3 separate regions of the Homo sapiens genome follow, and regions 1 and 2 are each linked to region 3. Evidence: chromatin loops called from intact Hi-C (ENCODE). Cell type or tissue: heart right ventricle. All regions are shown on one strand.

The links. Hi-C counts contacts between places; a loop is a spot of excess contacts. Peaks named below come from ENCODE experiments on the same cell type or tissue, not always from the same donor. Only the 100,000 strongest peaks of a DNase experiment are listed, where the experiment ranks them.
Region 1: it touches region 3 in a loop (7-fold over the local background); 37 of 110 quality-filtered maps call a loop at or near these places.
Region 2: a loop joins it to region 3, with 3 times the contacts of the local background. A loop is called at or near these places in 49 of 110 quality-filtered maps.

Annotation. Positions count from the first base shown.
Region 1 is chr5:59,363,878-59,371,877 of GRCh38, reverse strand. All of the region lies in intron 1 of PDE4D (phosphodiesterase 4D), which reads left to right. Among named protein-coding and RNA genes, the nearest start is that of PDE4D-AS1, 330 kb to the right of the region's middle. In heart right ventricle, a CTCF peak has its summit at 3,891 (motif pointing right); a DNase peak (open chromatin) is centred at 3,907.
Region 2 is chr5:59,376,044-59,384,043 of GRCh38, reverse strand. The region is part of intron 1 of PDE4D (phosphodiesterase 4D); the gene reads left to right. Among named protein-coding and RNA genes, the nearest start is that of MIR582, 320 kb to the left of the region's middle. In heart right ventricle, a CTCF peak has its summit at 3,386 (motif pointing right); no DNase peak of the experiment used is centred here.
Region 3 is chr5:58,883,793-58,891,792 of GRCh38, reverse strand. No RefSeq gene overlaps it. Among named protein-coding and RNA genes, the nearest start is that of PDE4D-AS1, 150 kb to the left of the region's middle. RefSeq lists an enhancer at 1-1,124. In heart right ventricle, CTCF peaks have their summits at 4,765 and 4,976 (motif pointing left); DNase peaks (open chromatin) are centred at 142, 502, 3,502 and 4,932; H3K27ac peaks cover 2,991 bases.

The sequences.
Region 1 (8,000 bases), 480 kb before region 3:
AGAAAAGAAGACTGCAGTTTGCATTTTGCCCTGGGTAAGAAACAAATTAGAGATGTAAAGAAACTTTGCTAAGCACTACAGATGCCTTTGACGTGTTTATTCCCGTTGACTCATAACTGTGTCTCACCAGATAACCTATAGTATATTCATACCGAAACTTATCTTTTTCTAATACTTTAGTTATTAGTTTTTAGGTAACCTGAAGAAGAATGAATATGAGCTTTTCATATCTATAGTAGGTTCACTTCCAATCCAGAGAAACCATGGACAGACCTTTTTTTCAGCTAAACAAAGTGTGGTAGTTTAACATCGCAGTAAGATCAAAAACCACCTTAACTGAGTATGAAAAATATTTGATGATACAGTAGTCTTCAAACTAAGTTTAAAAGATGCAAATAGTACATATATGCCAGTACATATGCCAGTGTCTTGAATACTGGGAAAAAGGAGGATTCGAGTGGGGGAAAGTTCACGACATTGTCTCTCTGCCTCTAATCTTTCCTGCTCAAGTCCTTGCAAGTAGAATCAAAATATCAATTGTTCTGAAATTAATTCTGCTTTTATTATTTCACTCCCTTGTTCAGAGAAACTTGGTAAGTTTTCACTTCTAAATGGAACAAAGGTCCCACTCCTAACGTATCATTCAAGTTCCTTCACAGTCCAGTCTCAACCTTTCTTTCCTTTCTTTTCCTAACTATCATTGTTCATAATACAGTAATATACCCTCCCAGGAGTATTCAATCTTTTGGCTTCCCTGGGCCACATTGGAAGAATTGTCTTGGGCCCCATATAAAATACACCAATATGATAGCTGATGAGCAAAAACAAAACAAAAAGTCTCATGATGTTTTAAGATAGTTTATGAATTTGTGTTGGGCCACATTCAAAGCCATCCTGGGCCATGTAGCCCACAAGCCACGGGTTGGACAAGCTTACAGGTCTAAACTCTGATAATTTCACTACACCTTGGATATTCATACTTCTGGTGAGCAGAGGCTGCTTACACTTTTTATAGGCCAATATCAATCATAACGTTTAAGTGTTTAATAAGTATCAATATTTATCTCATATGGCTCTCAGAACAGTGAATTAATTCACTTAGCAAATATATATTGAACCATTACCACTATCTGGCCCTATTCTAGTTGTTGGCCAAACAGCAGTGAATCAACATGTCTCTCCTCTGAAAGAATTTAATTTTTTGTGGGGAGGATAGTACAAAATATATGAAATACATAAACACATTCAAAATGTGTGTCGTGATGGTTAGTTCTATGAAAAAAATTAGTGCAGAGTAAAGAAATAGTAATACGAGTGTGATTTTAGATTAAAAAGTCAGAATAGGTATCCCTGTCTGTTAAACTGACATTTAAATCTTAACAAAATGAGTGAATTATGCATTTTTCCAAAGGAAGAGTGTTTCAAGAAAAAGAAATAGCAAGTGCAAAGCTCCTTAGGAGGAGGCACATTGTGTTTAAGGAACAGGAAGAAGTTGAGTATTGTGGGAACTGAGTAAGCAAGAAAGAGAATAGAAAAGGAGGCCATAAAGAGAGGAGAGGGCTTTTGAAAACCATGGAAAAGAGTTTGGATTTTATCCCAAATGGAGAGGGAAACTAGTAAAGGGTTTTGAGCAGAGAAATGGCATACATTTTCAAAGGATCACTCTGGGTGCTCTGTGAAGAATAGAGTAGGAGCAAGAGTAGAAGCAGGGAAAATGGTTATGACGCCACTGCAATAGCCTTGGAAGGAGACAGTAGTGACTTGGACCCGGGTGATGGCAGTGGAGATGGCGAGAAGTGATCAGATTCTGGCAATGTTTTGAAACCAGAGCTAATTGTGTTTGATGACGGATTTTTACATAGAGTGAGAGAAAAAGAGATGAGTCAAAGATAATTCAAGGGTTTTTGGCCTGAACAAATTGGAAATGTGTGTTTTTATTTATTGAGCTTGAGGAGTTCAAGGGAGGAGTAGGTTTAGTGGTGGGGTGGTTCTGTTTGAGCATTTTGAGTTTGATAGTCCTGTTTGTGGAAAATGCTTGGAGTGCTGCCCCATTTCCCTCCACCCACTATAGAGTTCACCTGAGGCTATGGCAGACTCAGTCAGTTTCCCATCTCAGGCACCTGGGGGCTTTCTGCAGTACAAAGGAGCCTGCTGAGACCGTTTACAGAATTTTTTAACATTCCCAGTGGCAACACTCCAACATTGAGGGTCCAGAGTTGGTGCTCATATACCCCAGGTTCCACATTCTCCAGTGGGACAGTCCTGAGGCATGTGTATATATGGTCCCACAAAAGGTCCCTGGGGAGATTGGGCCCCATCTGCCCCTGCTTATTAATACACACTGTATTAACTTTTCTTCCTTTGCTATCCCACTTCTCCATCACCTAACTTTGATTTCCTAGAATCGCCTTCCTGCCTCTTCTCCAAATAAACTACGCACTCCAATATTTTGCAGTCTCCCTGGAAGGAATTAAACCTAAGACTATTAAATACCCATATGTCAATCTCCAAGAAGGAGATTGATATACTATTCTGAAAACCAGGCAAAATGTCAGGGATGGAGATACAGTTGGGAGGCGTTAGTCTTTTTCACAAGCCTATTCAAAAGCCCATTGCACAAGCACTAGATATGTGTAGATTCCTACACAGACTTGTTACCGTCCTTGTCTGCCTCATGTCATCTCTTCCACATGAATACAATGATACTCATCAATGAATGCTCTGAACTTTCAGCAAAGGCCACAGTAGAATTTCTAGATAGTAGTAGATTGAGAAGTGATGACAATTTGATTGGAAGCTAAGGGATCTTGGGGACTTGTCTTGAATTTGCATTTACATAGAAAGCACATCGTTTTTATGTTTGACACATATTTATTTGTGGTGGGTTTGGAAAACCTTGTAGCGGTTATGGAGGGGCACCCCAACCCATCCTTTGGTGTTGCCATTGCTTTTTAATTATGATTTGTGCTAAGCCACACATTCTCATTTTACCTAGCTCAGGGTTCTAAGCATGTTTTTCATGATGGTTTGGTTAGGAAAGTGAGTAGCAATGAATGAGCTCCTCAATAAATACATAGCACAGACACTGACAGGCAAAGTGAAGTTTGTAATCACTTCCCAATCAATTGTTCAACTGAATGTGAGAAGAAATCATTTTCTCTCCTGTTTTGAGTCAGAATATCACATAAAGCACAACTCTTCCTGCATACATTGTATCATATTCCACAGTAATTTACTTTTTTGCAAGAAGTATCCAAAATTTGGTTTTTCCTGCTGAGCAGTTATCCAGATAATTGCAAATCAGTGGAATCATTTACATGAATAAAGATTTTTATTCTAATTAACGTGCTAAATCAAGCACACCAAATGTCTCTAATTCTTATATTACTCAAATGGCAATATTTTTGTCAGTGACTATCATATGAAATTTCAGGTGCCTAATGCATTTTCAAATGGCACTCATAAGCATACTAACGTTTTATAAATAAATGTCTCCATATTTTTAAGATGAATGGACAATTTTTGATTTTTAATGTAGTCCCCAATTTTCAATTTTTCAATTTTCATTTACCGAATGGAGAAACAGCATTCATCAGAGCAAAAGAGCAAGTTTCACAAGTCATGGGAACAAACATAGATGCTAATTTCCTATTTTAGGAAGTTCTTTTTAAAGTATTATCATTAAGAAGCACAACTCTGTGGAATATTTATGTGCACATTTAATAATAGAGAATTCGGATGTCAAGTCTGTGTGTTACTCATACCCATACATGCATCCTCAAAAAGCCTTGGAAGTTAATCCTCAGCTGATGAAAGCTAAGCAATTGCTCTGGAAGGATACTTGAAGTTTTTGGCTCTTGGGGTGAAGGTACAGTCACGAAAACCTCTCTTCACAAGAGGGCGCTGTGCAAACAGCTAGCTCCTCGTGAAGGAAAATTGCCTTGCAGACTGGCACGAAGTGGATTTCTTTACATCTATTAAGTGCTCTGCTCTTCATAAAGGAAAATTTCCTTGCAAACTGGCACGAAGTGGATTTCTTTACATCTACTAAGAGCTCTGCTTCTTTCTCTCTCTCTTGCTTTTTCCTTGCCATGCCTCTTCTTAGGCTCTGTAAGGCAGACTTCTTGTCTTCTCTAGTTATGCTTCTGCAAACTGCATCATGCTGATTCTATTAATGATTTGATTTTAAATAATACCATCATAGGTGTTAAATGATGTGTATGCCTATCTGGCTTCTCAGGACTTCTCTCTCACTACTTTACATCTCACCAATGTGTAAAATATCTATGAGACATCTTTAATTTAATATGATTCAAAAGTCTTTACTCTTGACCTTTGTTTGAAGTCTAATCAACTAAAAACCTAAAATTCCTGGTGGGAAAAAAAGAAACTTGACTACTCTAGTTTTTTAATAACATGTATTTCATTTATTCTGATTATAAAAGTCATCTTTATTTATTGTAGAAAATATAAACATTATGGAAAATAAAATTTAAAAACATCTATCATTCTATTACCCAGAAATAACTTGATCAACATTTTGGTGCATATTTTAATGAATAGATTTTTAAATGAGAAATGCTTTTCAGGAGTAATTAGATTCTACTTAGTATTGACAATTTTATAATATGCTTTTAAACAAAGTATTAACATTAACTTTTTTGGAAAATGCCACTTTCTGCTACTTATAGCTGTATTGGCTATTTTCTCAGAACTTCTGCTGTAATGAGTTTATACTAGAGTTGCAAATACACGTTCTTTGAATGTACTTGAGGAGTCGATAGTCTGAATCTGAGATTTTCCACAGCTCTTGGAGCACCTGAGAACACACTAGCTTCTTCCACGATTCTGCAGTACTTGCTCCTTCCTGATAGGATGCCTTTGTAAGCGTACAACTCCAAACATGGGCTGAGTGTTCAGTAATCATTTGTGTTGAGTTCTTCAGTTTCATGGAGACTAAAATTAGGTTTTCTCTGTCACTCTTGTAATGTCATCTGACCTTGACCTGCATTTCAAATTGCTGAGAAGTTAGCAAGCTGACTTTTACACTAGGCACATCAGAAATAATTGATTAAAAATAGAGTTATTGAAGTTGAATTTTTTTCATTTATAGAAAAGTACAATGTCTTGTTCATGACAAACAAGGCCTAACATTTATATAATGTTCATTTAAAATATATCAAAAGAAAACAAAATAATAAAACCCACAGAAAACCCAAAAACAACTCACCTATTAAAACATCTCTTGATTTATAAATATTATAGTTTAGTTTGTACAATATCAGTAACTGTGGAAAGCTCCCAATTATCTCATTCCCAAGTGCTTGACTGACTCATAACTTACCAACAATTTTCTTATTTCAGAGAATCCCAAAAACATATTACCTAGGACTAACCTGGAATAAAACTTCATGGTTGATAGCTTTTATCAATTAAATGGGTATTGATTTGGATAACTCATAATCTTGAGCATATCTTTAGATTTACTTTTTATCCTGAATTTATTTTTGTTAGTAAGATTTAGAAATTCAGATTTATTTTGTGCTTTATATGACATAGAAAAAAACAAATTGTCTTTCCTGTACAAAGTCCACCCTTCAAAATAGACTCCAGAAGAAAACATAGAGACTTATAACTTAGGTTAAACATAGGCACAATCCTAAATAGTATTCAGATGAGTCTTACCTGAATAATTGCTCACCTAATATGATAATCACCTGTTAAGAAGCAGTTTCTTAAATGTCACTGTTGGAATCTAAACAGTAGATACACAGGTGTTCACTGTAAACTTGTTTCAATTTTTCTGTATTTTTGAAAATGTTCATAATACCATCTTGGGGGGAAAAAGCCTCTTTTTGACATGGCAAGAACCATATTCTACTGAAACAGATCTTATATGCTCTATCAAGTTTATATTTTAGACATCCCTAATTCAGCTCATTCTGGACTATTCCAGGACTGATTGCCCTACTAAGGCATGCTTATTTTTTTCTTTATGTGTATAAGAAGGATTCAAAGGGACCGTTTGTCAGTTTTAATGTGTGAGCACTACTGATATGTTTTATTGAGAAAAAGCTTACTGCCACAGATCACAGAGATATTTTTCCGAGGTAAGATTCTTGCTGGTTTGCAAGTTTTGTAAGGAGGCACCAGGACCCATCTCTGTACCCCCAGCCACGGAGCCCTTATTTAGACCCACACTGGGCTGAAATAGAAACTTCTGTACAAATGTATCTCTCCTGTGCTCTTTCCACTTTAACAGAATAGAAAGAATTGACTGGTTGAGCCCAAATATTTCCCCCAGGCCAGTGTTACAAACTGGCGTTTCACCAAAAATAACTCATTTGATATGTTTTTAATGTTGATGATCTGAAAAATCATCTTCTTGTTTTTGTTTGTTTGTTTGTTTTTAGAGATAGGGTCTTACTCTGTCAGCCAGGCTGGAGTGCTGGAGTTCAGTGGCACACTCACAACTCACTGCAGCCTCGATTCCCAGGTTCAGGTGATTCTCCCACCTCGGCCTCCCAAGTAGCTAGGACCCCAGGCATGCACCACCATGCCTGGCTAACTTTTCTCTTTTTTGTAGAGATGGGATCTAGCCATGTTTCCCAGGCTGGTCTCCAACTCCTGGGCTCAAGAGATCTGTCCGCCTTGGCCTCCCAAAGTGCTGGGATTACAGGCATGAGCTTCATACCTGGCTACCTTCTTCTTAATTATATACATTTTTTCTTAAATAAGAGCTCATGTTATTTTTTATTTCTATAAATATTTTATATTCCTTCTCTTCTTATTGCCCTGATACTTTAAATAAACCTAAGCCCAGTCAAATTTTGTATTACCCTTGAGTTTCAGTTTTTGGTTCATTCAGCCCTAAGTTCTCTTTGGGCATGAATTGTTTTCACCATTGACTACTAGCAGGCAGCTGGCATAGCCTGGGACATGTGAGGTGATGCTAAACATGCATTTGTGAGTAGAAGGAAGGAAGAAAGGAGGGAAGGAAGGAAGGAAGGTAGGTAGGAAGGAAGGAAGGAAGGTAGGTGGGTGGGCAAGAGAGAGGGAGGAAGAAAAAAAGGAAGGGAGGCTGGTTGGTTTGATTAGCTGTTGAACAAAATTCCATATAGAAAGTAGCTTACTAGTCTATATCTTTTAGCTCTGTTTATTTCAAAGCTTTGTGTGTTTTTGTTAGGGTCACTTATAGAATATTTAGAAAAATACTTGCTGCCTCATGCATTTCACCATCCAGTGCCTGGTGAGACCTAAAAGCCCATAGTTATAATTTTGTTTCTTTGACCAAAGTTTGTTTTATTTTCAAATATAAATTCAATCCCTTAAGACTCACCTATAGCATATATATCAAACAAAAACACGTCAAATTTAACTCAGAATTTTGCTGGATAAATGATTTTACTGGATATCATCTGACCAATGAAATAACAATTGTGTGTTCTCAAATTTACTTCTACATTTTTAAGGTAGTAAGTTTAATTAAAAATCTCTAATATAAAAATGGCTTATTCTCTAAAATTTAGAGGTAAGCTAAAGTTTTCATCAAGGCCCCATTATTTAGCACTTTCCAAACTTGGGAAGGTCACTTAACTCCACTGAACCAGTAGAAATAAAATTAGTGGTAACACTGAAAGCAAAAACCAGAACCAGTCCAATTGTCTTATTAATAATAGCCTAATTGTGTAAATGTCTGTTATAAATTTCTTAGCTGGTTCTGAGAGATAGCTAGTAAATGGCACCCTAAGTTTTATATATTCTGTTACAAAACAAAAACAAATAACAACAATAAGCTGTTTTCTTTTGCTGTTACTCAAACATCTGGATTTCTATTGTAGCCCCTAGCACATTGTTACCTTTGGTTGGATGGACTGAAAAGTGTTGTGATTTTTCTCCTATGTAGAATATTCAGAGGGAAAGTGCAGGGCAGTGCACAATGCATACAAACATTGACAGGATCACTTTTCCTCAAGCTGAACTATACTCTAGGCCTCCTC
Region 2 (8,000 bases), 490 kb before region 3:
GGTGGCATGGGCCTGTAGTCTCAGCTACTTGGAAAGCTGAGGCAGGAGGATTGCTTGAGTCCAGGAAGTTGAGACTGCAGTGAGCCGTGTTTGCACCACTCGCTCTTCAGTTTGGGTGACAGAGGGAGACCCTATCTCAAAACAAATACAAAAACAAAAACAAAAATGGTTTACTTCTAGCTAAAAATTTAATTAAAAATTAAAAATTCCTATGGATAATCAGCATGTAAATATTTGTGTGATAAATATGTAGGTATATAAGCAAAATATGTATATAAACAAATATACATATGGATTATATATGTATAATTTATATTTTTATATTTGGTTTTTTCATATGTGTATTATTGAGTCCTTAAACAAATGTTTTTTGAATAGCTTCTATTTACCAGGCATTGTTCCAGGTTCTGGGTATTCAATAGTGAACAAAACAGACACCCCTATTTCTGTGTAGCTTATATGGAGTGGTAGGGACAGAGAGACTCAGTAAGCATAGTAAATAAATACATTGTGTAGCGTCTTAGAAGGCTCTCAGTGCTAGGGAACAAATAGTGCAATAGCAGGGGAGTTCAATACAGAGGCTGAGAATATGGTTAGAATTTGCAATAGGGAAATCAGGTTAGAAAGGGCCCTTTGAGGCAAGGATTGAAGGGGAGTGGGGATAGATTCGTGGGCAAATGGGCAGGGAATGCAAATATCCTGAGACTGGAGCAGGCTTGCGATTTTTCCAGGAATGGCTGGAAGGCTAGTGAGGCTGCAGTGAGGGGACATAAGTGAGATCGTGAATGGGGACATAATAGGGGGCATCATGTGAATATATGGGATGTAGAGACCGTGCTAAAGACTGCCATACTCTCAGTTAATTGATTGAACTCTGAGTGAAACACTTGAATTTACACCGGGAAATAAATTGCCCAGCATCTAGAAGATGATTAATATTTCATGTAAACCAACTTGGTCACACTATGAAGATGGAAATGTAAAACTTGTTACTTTTCTATCCATTATTAATTGCTTAAAGCTCTTCCATGCTTTAGATACCGCACTAAGCATTTATGTTTCAGCAAAGTATTGGCATAAAATAAAGCTTACAGGATGGTGTGAAGGCAATATTTTTTGAGTGTCTACAGCATGCCACAAAATGACTTCAATGCTTAGAATAATTGAATTACATAAATATAATGTCCCCATTTTATAGGCGAAAATACTGAGGCTCAACAGACATAAAATGGCTTGAGTTACCAGGCTACAGTAGAACTAGGATTTCAGTCCAGGTCAGTCTGACCCCAAAACCTTTTCTTTTTTCATTGTTTGGATTTAGCACCCCCAAAAATGTCTTGTAATGCAGATTTCCTGGGTCCAGGGAATTGTTTAAGTTTTTGTTCTAAAAACTTTCTTATGAAGCAGATTACATATGGAAAATGACCCTATGGACTATGAGAATTGGCCTTTAGAGAATGTCACTGCCAGCCCTGTTGGTATCTATAAGAACCAATAAGCATTATTTACAGAGAGTGATATACACAGTGATAATTAAGAAATAACTATATTTATGATGACAATTTTGCCAAATTTACTAGAAAAAAATAAAATATCCTCTGATTTGAGATTTATTGTTCTTTTCTTTTGCAGGTAAGTTTGGAAATTTTTTTTGCTTGTGGAATAGAGGTATGGTATCACTTTTTTCTGAATTTTATTTTAATTGCTTTTAACATTGAGCACCTTTCATAAGTAATATGTTTCACCACCCATTCGGTTGTTGTTGTTGTATATATTTGGAAAGTAACATTGTGGGTTTGCGTTATTTGATTCAGAAATTTTACATATGTGATTCCATATGGTAAATCTATGCAGTGTTTGTATTTGGGTTTGTGTTTAAATTATTTCTGTGTCAAGTATAAGGAAGAGGATTGTAGTGCGGGGTCTGTGTCAGGGAAATGGGGGACTGTAAAGAACAGAGGAAAGAATATGCATGTAATGAGAGGTTGAAAGGCTGAGAAGGGCAGCTCCAGGCATGTAATCTACAATGGCCATGAATGCATGTCATGAGGAAAAGATGCCTTTTCAGGAACAAAATAATCAACTGAAAACTGTTTTCATTCACTTTTCTAAGCCCCTAGTTTTTTGTTTTCTCCTATTATTGTGCAAAATTTCTGGCCAGACTATTGCTGACATGTACCTTTGAATAAAAAAAATGGCTGTAACTATTCTGAAACATGTTAAGTTAGAAAGCAATAAAATAGATCCACTTCCTGGAAAAAAGCTCTTATTAACTATATGTCAACTATTTCAGATAAGGAGTAGGAAGTTTCAGTAAAGCTTCTAGATACACAAAAGAGAGGATAAAATATTAGAGGGACTTAGAAAGACGTGATATTTGCACTGAGGAAAGAAGGTAGCCTGTAAGTTGACCACATAGGACCACGGCTTTATTATTGTGCACCGTGCTTTCATTAGTATATAAAAGAGGTGATTGTGTGAGATTTAAATCAAGCATGAACTTAAACTAAATTCCATATTAATTATAAACGGTATGTTTACTTTATTCAAAAAAAGATATATGTTTCTCAAAATAATTGCAAATATTATTATTAATTATATAAAAATAAAGAGGAATGAGGATACTAATCTACTCACCTAAGTTCTAGCTAAGAGATGAGGTAGCAAAGGAGGAAGAAGTTCTTCAGTTCCTGGTCTTGATGGGTAAAGCGATTTGATCTCATTATATTCTCTCCAATATAATCATATTAATATCGAAGTCATCAGAACGGAGTTGATATTATCAAGCTAAGTAAATATTAGAAAAATAAAAATTAACAAATGGTTTCACTAAAACTGCAAAGTTTGTACCTGGACCACAAAGCTAATGGACTGGCCTACAATGGTCTTTGTTTTAACTAGTATTCCGGGGGTTGATGGAAAGGGAGTGGAATTAAAGGGCATTGTAAAATGTCATGGCATCCAATCTAATTATCAGAGCTCTAGCTCCAGGGTCAGCAAACTTTTTCTGTGACAAGCCAGATAGTAAATATTTTAGCCTTTTGGGGCCACAAGAACTCTGTAGTAACTACTCAACTCTGCTGTTGCAGAGCAAATGCAGTTATCTGTAGACAATCTGTAATGAATGAGCATAATATGTTCCAATAAACTTTATTTACAAAATGAAAAAAAGTAGTGGGCAGGATTTGCTCTGTGGTAGTTTTCCAACCCCTACCTAGCTCCCTTTGAAATAAAAAAAAAATTAAGTAAACTTTAGAGATTTTGGAACAAGATGTATGTTGGCCCCCTTCAGATACAGATAAACACTTGGTCTAAGAATGAAATGTTGTTCAACTGGAGTTCAGAAACAAGATATGAACTTCTCAAAAGCTTTGATGAATTTAAACACTAGAGGGCACAAAAGGACATTTTTAAGTCAAGGACCTCTTGTAAACAGAACACTACAATTATGAGAAACTGCCTGAAGTAGAGCGATGTGACCTCAATGTGCATAATTTGTTTGAAATGTCAGCCTGTAGCTCTTGTGACCTCACTGACCACAAAAACTTGAAGTGGTTGACCACCTTCATGTTGCTGTAATAATAGCCACATGTCTTTCTTCTTTTTTTCCTACTTCTTTCTCACTTCTTTCTCTCTCTTTTTTTTTTTTTTTTTTGATTGCTTTTGGCCCTTTCATAAAATATGGCCAAAATTGAGGATTTATATGATGGGATTTTTTTTCATTTCCTAATAGTTTTTTTAATTGCTTTAGATTCTAATTTTCATGTGGTGAGTCCTATTTGTAGTAAATAAGTTATTTTGAATTATGTTGTGTCAATCTTTTATAAAATCATAATAAAATAATGCATGTTATTTATGCATATGATTTATGCATATAATAATGTATATTGACAGATGTCATCTGTTACATTGATTTATGAACTAATTTGAAAGTTTTATTTCAGAAAAATGCTTAAAAATCAGCAGAAGCTTGAAGCCTCAAAATTACTCCTACCCTTTAACACATGGACACAAAGATGGTAACAGTAGACACTGAGGATTCCAAAAGCCAGGAGGGGAAAGGGGAATAAGGGAGGAAACTCTACCTACTGGGTACAATGCTGACCACCTGGGTGATGGGATCAGCACTGCCCCAAACCTCAGCATCACGCAATATACTCATGTAACAAACCTGTACATGTAGCCCCTAAATCTAAAATAAACATTGATATTTTTAAAATCCTACCTCTTAATTTAGTAATTCTGCTTGTAGATATTTGGATTGTGGAAGTAATTTGGGATATTAAAATATTTATATTCAAAGATATTCACCGTAAAAATACCTATAATATTGAGAACCTAGGTATATTCTATGTATTTCACATGAACTAATGTTTAAATAAATTTTCATATTAGACCCAGCCAATAGAATCTTGTCAACCATTAAATATATTTTCAAATGACATTAAGTGATAGAGAAAATGGCTTATAGTAAACCATGAATGCAAAGCAGAATCCAAAAATTATGTACATCAAATCTCAATTGAATGTTAAAATTAGATGCGTAAATATATGTATATACATATAAAAATAAAGAAAATGAGCCAGATTTACAAGTTGCCTCTCGGTATAGATGATTTTTAAAAAAATTTAATTTTCTGAATTTTCCAAATTTCTATCATGAATATTCATCATTCATATGGTCATAAAAAATAAGTATTATTCAAACAGAAAACTATTTTTGCATTCTGACAGCACTTTTTTAGGTGTGATTCTTAGATCAGTGGTGCTAAAAGTCAGAAGGTTATAAGGAAATTATTTATGTATCAGGCAATCAATTTAAATGAATTATTGATTGTTACGCAGACACATCATTAGAGTCACTTTTTTAGCCCTGGGATGGGATGATTTGTCTCAGGTTTGGGTGTTGTGGCTTAGTTGCCGTGCACTAGGCAGTGAAGACCAGGAAGGAACAAGGGCCTGCTGGAGAGGCCTGCAGTGCTGATATTGAACATGGACTTCCCTGTAAGCTCCCTGGACTGTGGTAAAGCAGGACACATCACACACACACACACACACACACAAACACACACACGTGGACACACACACTCATGCTCCTCTATCCTTTTTCTCTTCTAAATCTGCTTTCTGCCCTTGCCTTTCCCTATAAATGGATGTGTGTGGAGAGGAGCTGGAGAGACAGCAGGGGTCTGAAGGATGCTAACTTGGACTTTTTCCTGAGCAAAGAATTCCTTAAGAATGACCTGGTATAAAAATTTTGAAGAAATCTCATAAATAATATGGGCAAAAATGTGACAGCAATGTGGCACAATGCAAAAGCTTGTCACTAGTTTCAGCCCAGCTTTTCCTCGTGATTGTTTTGAGTAGCATGAATTATCCTCTAAAATGTTGGTTTTTATTCCTTTTTCATTTTGTACAAACATACCTAAAAGGGTGAACATAGTATAAGCAAAGACACAACGTTGGAACTATAAGGAATAATTTTTTCTTAATTCACTATGTATTTTTCTAACACTTTTCTTGGAGCTTTTAATCCTTAGAACCTAGGAGATGGAGGACTATACACTCGGGTTTACTTTTCTTTCATTTTCTTCTTCTGAATTCTTTTTTTTAACTTTTAAGTTCAGGGGTACATGTGCAGGTTTGTTATATAGGTAAACTTGGGTCACAGGGGCTTCTTGTACACATTATTTTGTCACCCAAGTATTAAGCCTACTACCTATTAGTTTTCCTGATCCTCTCCCTCCTCCCACCTTCTACCCTCTGGTAGGCCCTAGTGTGTGTTGTTCCCCTCTTTGTGTCCATGTGTTCACATCAATTAGCTCCCACTAATAAGTGAGAACATATGGTATTTGGTTTTCTGTTCTTGCATTAGTTTGCTAAAGATAATGGCCTCCAGCTGTATCCATGTTCCTGCAAAGGACATGATCTCATTCTTTTTTATGGCTGCAGAGTATTCCATGGTGTGTATGCACCACATTTTTTTTTATCCAGTCTATCATTGATGGGCGTTTAGGTTAATTCTATGTCTTTGCTATTGTGAATAGTGCTGCAATGATCATACACATGCCTGTGTCATTATAATAGAATAATTTCTATTCCTTTGGGTATACACCCAGTAATGGGATTGCTGGGTCAAATGGTATTTCTTTTTTAGGTCTTTGAGGAATTGCCACACTGTCTTCTACAATTGTTGAACTAATTTACACTCCCACCAACAGTGTATAAGTTGACTTTTTAATACTAGCCATTCTGACTGGTGTGAGATGGTATTTCATTGTGGTTTTGATTTGCATTTCTCTAATGATGAGTGATGTTGAAGACTTTTTCATATGATTGTTGGCTGCATGTATGTCTTTTGAAAAGTGCCTGTTCATGTCCTTTGCCCACTTTTTAATGGGGTTGTTTTTTCTTGTAAATTTGTTTAAGTTCCTTATAGATGCTAGATATTAGACCTTTGTTGAATAGTTTGCAAAAATTTTCTCCCATTTTATAGGCTCACTCTGTTGACAGCTTCCTTTCCTGTGCAAGAGCTCTTTAGTTTAATTAGATCTCATTTGTCAATTTTTGCCTTTGTTGCAATTGGTTTTGGTGTCTTTGTCATGACATATTTTTTTTTTTTTTTTGAGATGGGTGTCTCACTCTGTCACCCAGGCTGGAGTGCAGTGGCATGATCTCAGCTCACTGCAACCTCCTCCTCCTGGGTTCACGCCGTTCTCCTACCTCAGTCTCCTGAGTAGCTGGGACTACAGGCGCCCGCCACCACGCCCAGCTGATTTTTTGTATTTTTAGTAGAGACAGGGTTTCACTGTGTTAGCCATGATGGTCTCGATCTCCTGACCTCGTGATCTGCCTGCCTCAGCCTCCCAAAGTGCTGGGATTACAGGTGTGAGCCACCACACCTGGCCTGTCAGGACATCTTCACCTGTTCCTGTGTCCAAGATGGTATTGCCTAGGTTGTCTTCTGGGATTTTTATAGCTTTGGGTTTTACATTTAACTATTTAATACATCTTGAGTTAAGTTTTGTATATGGTATAAAGAAGGGGTCCAATCTTCTGCATATAGTTAGCCAGCTATCTCAGCATCATTTATTGAATAGGGAATCTTTTCTCCAATGCTTGTTTTTGTTAGGTTTGTCACAGATCAGATAGTTGTAGGTATATGGTCTTATTCCTAGGTTCTCTATCCTGTTCCATTTGTCTATGTGTCTGTTTTTGTACCAGTACCATGCCGTTTTGGTTACTGTGGCCCTGTAGTATAGTTTGAAGTTGGGTGGCATGATGCCTCTAGCTTTGTTCTTTTTGCTGAGGATTGCCTTAGCTATTCGGGCTCTTTTTTGGTTCCATATGAATTTTAAAATAGTTTTTTCTAGTTCTGTGAAGAATCTCAGTGGTAATTTATTAAAAATAGCACTGAATCTATAAATTGCTTCAGGCAGTATGGCCATTTTAACAATATGGATTCTTTCTGTCCATGATCATGGAATGTTTTTCTATTTTTTTGTGTCGTCTCTCATTTGTTTGAGCAGTGTTATGTAGTTCTCCTTGTAGAGATTTTTCACCTCCCTGGTTATCTGTATTCCTAGGTATTTTATTCTTTTTGTGGTGATTGTGAATGGGATTGCATTCCTGATTTGGCTCTCAGCTTGACTATTGTTGGTGTGTAGGAATGCTAGTTATTTTTGCACATTAATTTCATATCCTGAAACTTTGCTGAAGTTGTTTATCAGTTTAAGAAGCTTTTGGGCTGAGATTATGTGGTTTTCTAGATATAGGATCGTGTAATCTGCAAACTGGGATAGTTTGACTTCCTCTCTTCCTGTTTGAATGTGCTTTATTTCTTTCTCTTATCTAACTGCCCTAGCCAGGACTTCCAAAATGTTGAATAGGAAAGGCGAGAGAGGGCATCCTTGTCTTGTGCCCATTTTCAATGGTAATACTTCCAGCTTCTGCCCATTCAGTATGATGTTGACTGTGGGTATATCATTGATGGCTCTTAT
Region 3 (8,000 bases):
GAAAGGCAAGCTCATGGCGCGGCAAAGGTCAAAGGACAGAGTGAAATTCAAGTGGCTCAAAGAACACACAGGGGTGGAAAAGAAGCCAGCAACACGGGGGAGGGGCGGGGGGCACCAGATGCAAGAGTGAGATGGGCGGGTGCAGAGGAAAAGTGAAATAGAAATCTGTACTTAAAGTGCACAGTGTGACGACAGCAGAAACACATTGCCAAGAAGATTGTGCCTCCTGCATTCTCCACATCCACAGTCATCACTAAAAAAACAAAGGCTAGGAGGGAGGGTCCCCTGAGCATTTGCCAGAGCTCTCCCCTGGGGCCAGGGTGTCATCACAGAATGAGAATACTTTAAGGCTACACTTCACCTTCCCAAGCAATAAAACATCTTCAAAAAACAAAAAAACTTGCAACCTAACCACATAAAATCCAGCCTGAAATCCTCCCTCTGTACCGGATGAATGATGTGATTTTTGCTGCTCTTGATCTTATTCATCCTTGACGCAATTGCTCCTCTGGGGGAATTCTGGTCGCCAAGAACGTTAGAACAGACACAGCATTTTTCTTGGGCAGCTCAAGGTCACTTGCGATAACGTCAGAGGAGGCTGCTCCTTGGGATAATGGAACTGAGCAGTGACAATTATGCTTCCCAACAGATGCCTGTGTCCTTAATCTGTCCGCTGTGGGGTGAAACAACAAAGAGGACATTTTAATAGTCCTAGGATGTGGTGTCACAACTGTCCCATTTTGATTAGGATGCATTTGGGAACAGGGAGCTGAGGGCTTATCACTGGAAGCCCCCCTTTCTTCCCCCTTAAGAGCACAGAGGGCATAAAATAAGAAGAACAGGCAGAGGAAAGCAGGCAAAGAAGAGTATCGTGATGTCTGATGGAGGGAGGAGGACAAAGGGAGAGAAGGGAAGCGGGGACCGCACAGTCGGAGTCCCCTCTTCTCATCTGAGACAGAGAACTCCATCAGAATAGCAAGTAGGGGTGGGCAGAGGAGAGGGATGGAAGGCGTGCCCTGAAGAAATAGTCACCTTCAGAACAAAGAGAGAACAAAGATCTTGGGCTCCTCACACTTGGTGGCAGCGCTGTGGTAGTCTGTGCGAGCACAGAGGTAGCCAGTATGACAATTCCGTTTAAAAAATGAGAAGGAGCCCTAATGAGCAGATGCCGGGGGTTTCCTACCTGCGTCGCCGAGAAGATTCGACAGTGAATTGCCCCACTGGAGTGGGAGGAGGTGCTGGGTTAAAGCTGGTGCTTTGCACATAGAGCCTACTGTTTGCCAGGTTTGAGGACAGGTCATTCGCTGAGTGTCGGAGGCAGGACAGGACCGAGGTGACCGCACCTTGGCTTGCTGAGCTTTACCGGGGTCATCAGCAATGGGGTGACCATGTGATGTGGTGGCAGGGGGCCAGGAGCTGCTTTTGGGGCCTCATGTCACCTCTCACTAGTTTTGTAGCCTTGGGTGCACCCCATAACTTCTCTAGCCTCATTTCTTGATCTGCGAAGTGGGTACACCAGTCCCTGTTGAATTATTCATTCATTCATCCATGGTCTATTTATCAAGGAGCAACCACAGGCTCAGCACGGGGCTCACCCAGGTGCTGTAAATGTATCAACTTGCTTGGTCAACTAACCCTATGAGGCAAATGCTACAATTATCTCTCTCTCTTTTTTTTTTTTTTTTTTTTTGAGAGGGAGTCTCGCTGTCACGCAGGTTGGAGTGCAGTGGTAGGATCTTGGCTCACTGCAACCTCTGCCTCACGGGTTCAAGCGATTCTCCTGCCTCAGCCTCCCGAGTAACTGGGCTTATAGGCACACGCCACTAAGCCTGGTTAATTTTTGTATTTTTAGTACAGGTGGGGTTTCACCATGTCGGGCAAGCTGGTCTCAAACTCCTGACCTCAGGTGATCTGCCGGCCTCGGTCTCCCAAAGTGCTGGGATTACAGGCATGAGCCGCTGCATCCAGCCTATAATTATCTGTATCTCACAGATAGAGAAGCTGAGCACAGAATGGTTAGGCACTATACCTAAGGTTGCAGAGCAGCCAGGAATTAAAGAGGTCAGATTCCAATCCAGGCAACTCAGTGCCAGAGTCCAAGCTTCCATCTTCTGCTCTGCTTCCAGAAGATCACAGACCTGTCTATTTATCTGAAAACTGGAGGTGTTTAACCACACTGCCTCCATCCTTAAGGTTTAGTGAGTCCAGCATGCAGTGTCTTAGGTTTCAGGAAATACTGCCTGCACCCGGGGTTTATTCCCACGGGCCTGTGTCCAGCTTGTGTTTGTGTACACAGAGCACAGGAGCAGAGAAATTATCTCTAATTCTCTACAACTCTCCAGTCTCTCAGCAAAATTATTCACCTCCTGTTAGAGGCCAGAAGTGGATGCACAAATGGCATACATTTGAGCACAGTGGAGAGTCATTGTAGCATTGAGAGAAGACAGAGCACTGGATTTGGGGGCTACCATGGAGAGATCTCTCATAGAACTTTGTTTTTAAAATCTGCTCAATTAATTATCCTATTTACTAAAACTGTGGTTAAAGGACTGGCAAAATTGTATATTCCAGATGACCTGAAATCAATGGCAACAAACTATCCCTGAGGCAAGAAGCAAACACAATCAATTCCTCTTTGCTGTATGTATGTGCTTTTCTCTTTCTTTCTTCCTTCCTTTCTTCCTTCCTTCCTTCCTTCCTTCCTTCCTTCCTTCCTTCCTTCCTTCCTTCCTTTCTTTCTTTCTTTCTTTCTTTCTTTCTTTCTTTCTTTCTTTCTTTCTTTCTTTCTCTCTTTCTTTCTTTCTTCTTTCTTTCTTTCCTTCTTTTCTTCTCTCTCTGTTTCTTTCTTTCTCTTTCTTCCTTTCTCTCTCTCTCTCTTTTTTTATGGTCTCCTGGTCTCAGTGTGTAGATCCAGACTGGCAAGAAATGAGGTGACAATTTAGGGTGGGTAATGGAGGAATTTTGCAGACACATAAAAACCAGCACTGGGCTAACCCCAGGGATGCATATCCAAGACAGGATGGCTCATGTGGGTTTTTGTGTGTGTGGTTGGTTTTTGAAGGAGGGAAAAGGCTCTTGTAGTTGAAAAACAAGCAAATGGCCAACAATGCCCCCAACTCAAAGAGCAATTGTAGGCTCCACTATTTTCGAAACATTAAGGGGAGATCTTCAGGACTTCACAGGGAAAGATGATAGTTCCTTCCACAAGCATTTCTTCTACGCATTTCTACTACAAATCCCCACAGAGGGAGGTGGGGAAGGGGAGAAATGACTGGGAGGTGGGCACCCTAATGGGAATGCTTGTGACTTGGAATTCTTGTTAGGACGTTAATGGATTTTACAAAACTGATTTTTCTAAGGCAAAAAGAGGTTGAAGAGGTCTGTAGGTTGAGCAAGAGGGGCTGGGGGCCGCCCAGTGTCTGAGCCCAAAAGGAAAAAAGGGGAGAGGAGATGGAAAGAAACAGGGAGGGCATAACCCCAGCAAAGTGAGTCAGACTTCCCGAGAGCAGAGCCCAGAGGTCCAGCCGCCAAGTTAAGGCCAGCAGCTGTCCAGACATCATTTGCACCCAAAAGTCAAAGAGCTTGGACATGAGGCCAGCAGGGAAATGGTTCAGCCGCTTCAGAGCTGAAGGGGCCAGAACAAAGGTCTGGCTTCAGATTAGAGGATGGAAAACTGCAGTGGACTTTTGGGGTGACCTTCACCCTCATGGCAAGGCCTGGACCCTTACAGAGAGAAATGACAACAGACAGCCTCTCTCCGAGGCTGCAGACTGCTTTGCACCCTGACCTGGGAGCCAGCATGTGACCTCCCTCTGCCTCTACCAGTCTCTCTTCACCCCTGCAAGTCAGAACTGACCCGATGAAGCCAGGAGCTTAGTGACAGGATGTGAGGAGAACAGGAAGTCAGGGAGAGCGTCTTCAGTGAAGAAACTCCCCATACTTTTGCTCTTAGAAGTTCACAGAAGCAATGGGTAAGACACTTCAGTCTGATGATGATGACTGTTCTGGGCTTGGGGTGACAGTTGAAGATGCTGGAAGGTGAGAGTTGAAAGGAGTCAGCAAAAACAAAGCCTGTAAATCAAAAATTACGGCTAGGTTTTAAGATGTAAGTGCTAAATCAACCTGAGGAGTAAACAAGGAAATCAGATTCTTTCTCAGCATTTTAGATTTGGTAAGGAGAAGAGAGGGACCATGAAGGTTATGCCTGAGCAGGGCGGTGGGGGGTGATGTTGGCGCAGTGGGGCAGAGACATGGGCTTGGGATGAGGGCAAGCACATCCTCCATCCTTGGCCTGGGGCGCTTGGCTCTTGCCTCACCCTAAAGAGAACACACACATTTTGCCTGAAATGAACCCAGGCAGGCTGTAGGTGCTGTGCCACTTAGAGATTGGCAGTGCCCTCCCTGCCCCAGCCCCAGGCCCTGCAATTCTAAAAGAACACACAGTGGGTCAGGCTCCCAGAGTGTCCACAGTCCCCACAGCTCCCTCCATTTTGTCCCCACTTAGAAATGCACAGTTGTGGTTACATTTATAAAGGGGCAACTGTGACTCTGCTATCTTCTGTTTATCTATCTATCTATCTATCTATCTATCTGTCATCTATCTATCTGTCATCTATCTATCTATCTACCTATCTACCTACCTATCTATCTATTTATCTATCATCGGGAGTAGATGGACACACACACAGTCTCCTTCCTGTTTAAGTATCTCAGTCTATTGTCAGAGACACTCCACAACTGAGTTCTGAACACAGTGAAGAACAGCAGTTTCAGGCTACTTGAAAAGTGCCTTCCCACAGAAACCTCAGCTTAAGGAGGAGATCTGATCTGCAAATCCGTGGGCCTCAGCCTTAGGGTGTTGGGTTTCCTGTAAGGTCCTGTGCTTGCTGGTACCAGGTGGGAATGCCTGGGTATGTATCTGGGCTGCCGGGGCGCCCGGCCTCCACCATGCCAGGGTGACCTGAGAGCTCCCTCTAGTGGCTGTTCTGAGCACGCGTTTTTCATTTCCCATCCACCAAATTTCGAAAGAGGTAACTGCTAAGACAGGCCCTGTGTGAACTCATAGATCTGTGCTTAGACTCTTTTGTTGATAATGAAAATGAGAAAACTTATTGCATACCAGATCCCAAGTTTCATAATAACCACATGAAGTGGTATAATTGTTTCCACATTTTACAAATGAGGAGATGTAGCTCCCTAAATTGCCAAGATCACACAGATTGGGAGTTATGGCGCAGGATCTGACTGAAGAGCCGTATTCCAGGCCCATGCTCCTGGCCCTGTCCTCTCCTCCTCAGCCATGCAGAGAGCCCTGATCTGCCGAAATCACTGCCTCAGTCGCTTGGCCTGAAACAGAGGGCGCTCAACCAATTCCGCAACTAGCACTTTGATTTCTTTTTGAATCACCATTTTACTTGTTACCACATTTACTGTCCAAAGATGGTTCACTTTACAAAGTGAGCTCTTTTGACAAAGCTCTATGCTTGATTTTGTTACTATCACAAAAATCTTAGAAGTATTTTCTATTCTTCAGTTTCCTCCTATCTAAAATGTAAATAGCACATTCTTTTTTATTTCCTCCTACAGATAACTATTTTTTTTAGGCAAATGTAATGGACCTCTGGATTTTTGAAAGACCTCTATTAAATAAAGACCTGAAGCTGTTTTTTTTCCCCCTTGTTATTTGGAGAGTTAGATTCCTGAGGTTTGAAAGTACACTCATTTGGGAGCCAAAAAAGAATTATGTTGGCAACTGGGTTTGCCTTTTAGCAGCTGCCTGACCTGGGCAACACTTCACATTTCTGAATCCAGTTTCTTTGTATATATAAAAGAGAGGAATTTAACCAGATGAATTTTAAGCCTCCTACCAGCTAGAATATTAGGTGCTGGTGGGTTGTGAGAGAAAATATATGAAAACATACAGTAATGATTAGCAGGTGTTGATGACTGCCCTCGTGGAATAATGTACCACATACTCTACTTTCAAGCTATGGATAAATTGAGCCTATTTCTTAGATTTTGTGTGAAATGGGATGACTGGAACTGGCTTGGAATCCACAATAGGGATTATCAAATTGAAAATGAAATCCCCCAATATCCAGTTTCTGAGCAGTCCATCAGAACAAAAGTAAATTGGGATATATTCTGCAGTCCCTTGGGTTAAAACACTCATGTGCACATGGCCATATATATTAGTTGTGTATAGTGAAAACCTACAGAATGTGTTTAATAACATAGGTCACACATTATTTAGAAGGGTTTTTCTCCCCTTTCTTAATTTGAGTCACACTTAGCCTCCTCGGAAAAGCAGCAAAAGGCCAGGGTCAGAAATAGTCTTGTCAGTGTAACTCTTCATGGTTAATCTTTAGATAATGTGAGGGCAAGAAGTCAGAAGTAGAGTTTCTCTGGAAACCACTAACGAGCAGACTAAGGCCAGGGCTAATGAGAGGAGAAGAATGTTTGGATTCAGGACCTCCTGCAGACCAAATAGCAACTCTATTTTTCTAATTTCCAAGTGATCTACTTTTACAGGTTTATTATTATTAATATTATTTTTTAAGTCAAGTTATGTAAGATCAATCTTAGAGACTGGAAAAAAAGAAAACAATGTTCCCTGTAGGAATGAGAGGTATTAACATCAAATTTGCTCTCAACGAATCAGGTGTAAAAGGAATGTTTCGCAACACAATATAGGCTATATATGTCAAGCCCACAGCTAATGTCATACTCATCGGTGAAAAGTTGAAAGCTTTTCCTCTAAGATCAGGAACAAGACACGGATGCCCACTCTTACCATTTCTGTTCAACACAGTACTGGAAATCCTAGCCAGAAAAATTAGGCAAGGGAAAGAAATAAAAGGTATCAAAATAGGAAAGAATGAAGGGAAATTGTCTCTGTTTGCACTAAATATAATGTTATATATAGAAAATCCTCGACTCCACCAAAAAAACACTGTTAGAATTGATAAATGAATTCAGTAAATTGCAGGATACAAAATCAACTTACAAAAATCAGCAGCATTTCTATACACCAACAGCAAATGATCTGAAAAAGAAATTAAGAAAACAATCCCACTTAAAATAGCATCACAAAATAAATAAAATGCTTAGGAGTAAATTTAAGCAAGGAAGTGATGAAAACTGTAAAACATTGATTAAAAAAATTGAAGATGACACGAATAAATAGAAATATTTCCTGTGTTTACAGATAGAATTAATATTGTTAAAATGTCCTTATTATCCAGGGTGATCTATAGATTCAATGCAATCCCTATCAAAATCCAATGTGATTCTTCACAGAAATATAAAATACAAACCTAAAATTAATGTGGAACCACAAAAATCCCAAATAGCCAAGTAATCTTGACCAAAAAGAGGAAAACTGGAGGCATAATACTGCCACTACCAGATTTCAAAGTATATTACAAAGCTATAGTAATCGAAACTGTGTGGTACTGGCATAAAAACATACACATCAAATAGGATAGAGAGTTTATAAATAAAACCACACATCTATGGTCAACTGGTTTTTGACAAAGGTGCCAAGAACACATAATGCAAAAATGACAGACTCTTCAATAAATGATGCTGATAAAACTGGATATCAACATGCAGAAGAATAAAAATGGACCCTTATCTCACCCCTTATATAAGAATCAACTCAAAATGAATTAAAGACTTAAATTTAGGACCTACGACTATAAATCTACTGGAAGAAAACATACAGGAAATTCTCCATGACATTGGTCAGGGCAAAGATTTCTTGAGTGTGACCCAAAAGCACAGGCAACAAAAGTAAAAACAGACAAGTAAAATTGTGTCAAACTAAAAAGCTTCTGCATAGCAAAGGAAACAATTAATAGAGCGAAAAGACAACCCAAGGATTAGGAGAAAATATTTGCCAGTTGTACATAGGATAAGGGACTAATATCCAAAATATACAAGGAACTCAAACTGCTCAATGACAAGAACAGAACTCTATTAAAAAACAGACAAATGAC